Regions from separate parts of the Homo sapiens genome. Here region 1 is linked to region 2. The links are chromatin contacts, found by Hi-C or POLR2A ChIA-PET in ENCODE. All regions are on one chromosome and are shown on one strand. Each heading gives the region's core, a stretch centred on a gene start or an enhancer-like site at or near the end of the contact. The rest is flanking DNA. Distances are from core to core; before and after follow the strand shown.

Region 1 (2,700 bases), core at 172-2,671, 41 kb after region 2:
CTAGGAACTGGGAGCAAAATGTTCAGAATGCTACTCGGAGGCTGAGGTGGGAGGACTCCTGAGCCCAGGAGTTTGAGACCAGCCTGGGCAACATAGCAAGACCCAGACCCCCTCTCAAAAAAAAGTTCAGAATGGAGAGCACAGCACCAAAATGGTCATCCAAGGGGTGAGACCAAAGCCATAGTAAAAGGGCCTGCCCAGGCTATTCAGCAAAAAGTACCAAATAACATGAAATAAGGACCTAATTATGGGCAGACAGCCATAGGTCACTATATCCTAAGACCAAAACTGTGTACATTGTGTACTGAATAAAATCCATAACCCTTGCCAGGAGTTGGGGCAGGGGTGACTGCAGTGGCTAAATCAGTGACCAGAAGAAACATGGACTCCTGGAAGCAAAGGCGGGTCCCAGGAAGTCACAGCGCCAAGATATGGAGCTGACCATCCATCCGGCCAGCACTAGGCAAGGTCAAACCCCTCCCTGAGATGTAAGTGGAGGAAACCCAGGCTCAGATGAGTCAAACTACCCCGAGAAAGAGGGTGGAAGAATGAGGGCATACATGAGGTGGCACTGCTGTGTGCCCCAAGCTCCTTCCATCTCCCATCACACCTGGGTAAGTCCCAATGGCAGCAACTACATAGGGAAGGGTCACGATGGCCTGCTTGGCTTGCAGGAGTCAGCTCATCTAATTCCATAGACTCTGCAAGTCACTGTCACATCACTTCACCCTCCCTCCTCCTGAAAGTATTATCATCCCTGTTATCACACGGTTGTATTTTCTTGTCTGTTACCCCTACTGATCTGTGAGCTCCCCAAAGGCAAGGGCTGGGTTTTGTTCAACCTTATATGTCCTGATTCATGTATAATGGGTGATAGATACTCCTTGGTTAAATGAATGAATGAATGGGCTCCAAGCTCCATACTAGGTTTGGCTTAATGGAAGTTGACCATAATTGACAATACCAATTTTTGAGCTGGTCAAGTTCAATCCCACCAGATGTCATGAAAATGGAGCCCATGAAGAATGATTGACAGAAGGAAACCAGGTATGACCAAGGCTTAAGTTGCACCTCACTCATGCTTACATGGCCTATACATCCTGAGTGTGGACCTTCCAGATTCACCTCTGTTGTCAAACAAAAAACTACCTGTGGCCATGGTGGGAAGGGGTTCGAGTCCTGAGGTGTGCTGAGGAGCCACTCACTCGGGGCCCCAGGGCCACCAAAGGACACACCGAGCCTGTGCAGGGCTGATTTTGGTTGGCCACACTCCCAGTTCAAGGTAGGCTCAGACCATTCATTGTTGATCCCATTCATAGGGCCCACACCCAGAGCAGGTGGGGGAAGCTTCTGGGAGGGCCCCTGGAACCCTGGAGGACCAGCCTGTGGGCATATTGCAAGTCTGGGCCAGCCAGACATGCTGAGAGGAGACAAAAGAGCAGGGGTGGAGGTGGGAGAGCCCCGGGCACGCCAGCCTGAGCTCCACATTACACAGACATGGCGTCAGCATTTTGCCCTTCACACCTTCATGTCTATTTCCATGTTTCCCCTTTATTTCTTAATAAGAATTCCTTTTCCAAAACTGCCAGCTTTATCTCACATATACCAAAGAGTAAGGGGGAGAAGACACTAAAAATGGAATAGAAGTTCAATCCCAGGCCCAACTCCACTGTCTTGGGCTGTGTGATTTGAGGTCAGGGGAAAAGGAAAAAGTCAGTCCCTGGCCTCTTGCTCCAGGCAAGTGCTGTGCTGCCTAAACAAACCTCCATGTGAGCAGCATTATCCCCTTTGTACAGGCAGGAATCAAGGCTCAGAAAGGTAACCTAACTTGCTCAAGATCCCACAGGTGGATAGTGACAGGTGGGATTCAAATCTGACTCCAAAGTGTGCTGGGCAAAGTCATTTCATCTTTCTGTGTCCCCATTTCTTCAGTTTTAAAATGGAAATGACAATAGGGCTATTGCAAGGATTAGATGAAATAATATATGGGAAAACACATGGTAAATCATGAAGCATGCCATCATGTTATCTTCCCTTGACCCACTGCTTCCCCACTGACCCTGCCCAGGCAAGGTTCTGAGCCCCTCTCTCTCTAGTGCTTTCTTCAAGAGGTGCTGAGAGTAACTTTGCCAAATGGATCCAAGTCCTTGGCCCCCTGCCCTTCCTGGCACACTCAGCCAATACTCAACAGAATTTATAGTGCGGTTCCTGGAACATCCCAGATCTGCTAGAACAATGCCCAATCCAATCCAGCTGTCCTGAGGACAGCCAGCCACTGCAGCAGAAGAGCTGAGGAGCCAAAGCTACCACTGGCTCAGTTCTAATATGCCTGGAAATTCACCAAAGGTGTCACGGCAGAAGGACATTGCTGGGCATGTCCCATTTAGCAGACACAGTCAATGCCCAGATGGAAAACAGCCACAGTGAAGGGCAGGGCCTCCCCCACCTCAGGAATCTCAGCCTCAGCACCCTAGGAACAGCAAGTCCAAGTCTGTTCCCATCTCTCCCACCCCATCATCCTCTAGCACACAGCATTATTCCCTTCTGGGAAGTGACTCTGTGGCTTCCTCATCCTGGTACAGCTTGATTCACCTAAGCAGGACATGCCAGGTGGAATAGGCAGGTGGCCTGGCCTCTTCAGAGTAGGCTGGACAAACCCAGGAAGCAGGGAACTGGGCTGAACTCCCATGGGCTCAGGCT
Region 2 (2,700 bases), core at 122-2,621:
CTCTCTCTCTCTCTCTCTCTCTCTCTCAATCTCTCTCTCTCACAATCCCCCTCTCTCAATCCCTCTCTTGCTACCTACATATTCCTTTTGTTCAAGGTATAAAGAGAAACCACAGCCCCTACCTTTGAGTACAAACCCCAAGAGAGCTCGGTCTCTATCACCATAACAACAATTCCAAACATCCCAAAAATCAGAGCATAGTCACTCAGTCGCTTTCTCTTTTCAAACAGGGCCCTCCTGTGTCCCAGCTTATAGCCAATGTTTTGGTTTTTCCGCTTGTTGGCTTTGGGGAAGGTGGTGCTGCTGGCGGTGGTGCCGGCATGCTGGTGGTTGTGGGTGGCATTAGGGTGATGGAGCAGGGTCTGGTGGGCATGGTTGTCCTCCCGGGAGGAGATGACGATCTCCGGGGGGTTGCTAGGGCTGAAAAGCTGGAGGGGTTGGCCCTCAGTCTCGGCCTCGATGAGGTTCCTCCGGGAGGCGCTGAGGCGGCTGAGGGGCTTCATGACCCCACCGCTATACTTGCAGGAGCTCATGGCGATCTCCGTGAAGGGGTTGCTGTCCCGCCGGTGCACCAGGGGGCTGGCCTGTCGGTGCCGGCTGCCTCCGCCAGGCCCACTTGTAGCTGTGGAACTTGGAGAGTGGCCAAGCAAGTGGTCATTGAGATTGAGCTGGCTGCCTTGCCTGGAGGAAGGGTGGAGGATGGCGGTGGAGTTGGACGAAGGGGGGGCCCTGAAAGCGGTGGGAGAGGAGTGCAGCAGGCCAGGGTGGACGGGCTGGCTCTGGAGTTGGGCGAGCTGAGACAGGGGATGCGGTGGCTGCTGCTGCTGCTGCTGCTGCTGCTGCTGCTGCTGCTGCTGAAGCTGCGGAGGCTGAGGCTGCAGCGAGGGTCCCAGGGGCTGCTGGGGGGCTGCTGGTGGCGCTGGCGGTGGTGGCTGCTGCTGCTGTTGCTGCTGCTGCTGCTGCTGCTGCTCATCCCCAGAGGATGGACAGGGGCACTTGGGGTCTTCATCCAAGTCCCCCACCCCCGAGTCATGGAAGTGCCCAGAAGTGTCCATCTTGGGGCCTGGCTGTATTCCCTGCAGCACAAGCCCCCACCCCAAAGCCACCCTCGCTCCAAAGATGTCCTCAAAGAAAGCCAGGCATCCAATCTCCCCCACCAGTATCTTGGCTCCAGTCCTCTCTTTGGCTTGCTTCGGTTCTCTGGGGCTGCCTGGAGTCCAGACGCTGCCACTCAAGAATGCATTGTATTGGGCAGGGAGGGAGAGCAGGAGGGGAGCTTGGAGAAAGAAGAGGGGGTGAAAGAACTCTCTCAGGAGGTGGTCCTCTAGGAGCGTGTGAGGCCAGGCTCAGCTTCACTCCTCGCTGGCTCAATAGCTTCGCTCGCCTCCTCCTGCCACTGTTACATTGTAAGCCAAGCCCACTTATTAGCAGCTGGTCTCATTGGCTTGGCTTAACTCTCCAACCTCCTCCTAGCTCCGCCCCCCGCATAGGCTCCTCCCCAGAGGAGGGGCCTGGCGTCCTGGGCTCCGGCCCCAGTGGCGGCGCAGCGAGGACTGGGAACTGTAGTTTTTGCTCCCCCACCCCGGAGCTGAGCCGCTGTCCTCTTTCCTCTGACAGGTATGGCCACAACCCTTAAGCCCACGGCGATAAGGGATGTTCGCTCACGCTGGGCGATGGGGAGGAGGGACAGAGGGCCTCCGAAGGAGGGGAGGTGTGCACCCTGATGAGGGGGCAGACGGAGGGGAAGGCAAACATTTATTAACCACCAGGGTTTACGATAGGTTGTTTCACATATATTATCCGGATACAGTCTCCAAACACCCAAGGAGGTGGGCAGTATGGTCTCATTTACAAAGCCTGATGCTTAGAGGTGTTGAGTAACAACGTCAAGGTCACAGAAGCAGGGGGGATCCACACCTTCTAACACCCGGTGGATAAACTCACCTACCATTGACTGAGTGCCTACGCCTCGTGTTCAGGGTCCTCTCTGTTATTTCCAACCCTCACATCAACCCCACAAAAATGATGTCATCACTCTCCTTTTACAGATGAAAATTGGAAGAAGAAGAAGAAGAAGGAGAAGGAGAAGAAGGAGAGAAAGGAAAGTGGAAAAAACACTCAAACGCTCAAACATAGATATGTAACTTGTCAGATGTCATCCCGCTTGTAATTAAAGATGCTGGGATTTGAACTTAGTCAGTCTGACCCCACAGATCAGATACTTTCTCCCAGGATGCATTTCCACTATGATATTCAGTACAAAGTGGTTGTTCAATAAATATTGTTCAAATGTTAGTTGGGGAAAACAAAAGAGAAGCTGCTGAGGAAGAACTGGCCTCTCCAAAGCAGGGTGTGTGAAGTGGACCATGGCTCCAGCCCCTTCCCTAACAGCTGGGTGTGTAGTCACAGGGGGATCTGGCAGGAAGACTGAAGATTCCCCCATGGTCATTCCCTGCCTGATTTGCCCCATGGGGCTCTGAGAGTCAGAACTAGGAACAGCTGCTGGCTTCCCAGGTTCAGAACCATCATCATCAAGTATTTATTAAGCCCCCACTGTGTGCAGAGGGGGTTCCAAAGGATGGGACCAGAGCTGAATTCATTTTCATTTCTAACCACAGCAGCCTTAGGAATCAGAAAGGAAGTCACCATGAGGGAATTCCCCAGAACACCTGGGGTTTTAAAAGGCAGGCCTCTTCCTCT

Evidence for each region. Hi-C counts contacts between places; a loop is a spot of excess contacts on that map. ChIA-PET counts read pairs that join two places held with the same protein, here RNA polymerase II (POLR2A).
Region 1: a map of endothelial cell of hepatic sinusoid shows a loop between it and region 2 (10-fold over the local background). The contact joins the enhancer-like site here to the promoter of KCNN3 in region 2. A Hi-C loop is called at or near these places in 2 of 168 maps with a recorded cell type or tissue (breast epithelium and endothelial cell of hepatic sinusoid). POLR2A ChIA-PET finds 5 or more read pairs at or near these places in 8 of 52 experiments (A673, HEK293, HEK293T and 4 more).

The regions. Positions count from the first base shown.
Region 1 is chr1:154,909,646-154,912,345 of GRCh38, forward strand. LOC105371449 (a long non-coding RNA gene) reads right to left here. Exons shown (of 2, transcript XR_001738239.2): 2 at 1,532-2,700. Among named protein-coding and RNA genes, the nearest start is that of PMVK, 26 kb to the right of the region's middle. RefSeq lists an enhancer at 1,350-1,850. Within about 2 kb of position 1,422, at least 3 of the 41 ENCODE cell types and tissues checked have a DNase peak (open chromatin) inside an H3K27ac peak, as active enhancers do; they include breast epithelium, where a contact is called at or near this core.
Region 2 is chr1:154,868,910-154,871,609 of GRCh38, forward strand. It overlaps KCNN3 (potassium calcium-activated channel subfamily N member 3), which reads right to left and starts at 1,372. Exons shown (of 8, transcript NM_002249.6): 1 at 123-1,372. The coding sequence starts at 1,055. RefSeq lists enhancers at 1,123-2,079, 1,152-1,241.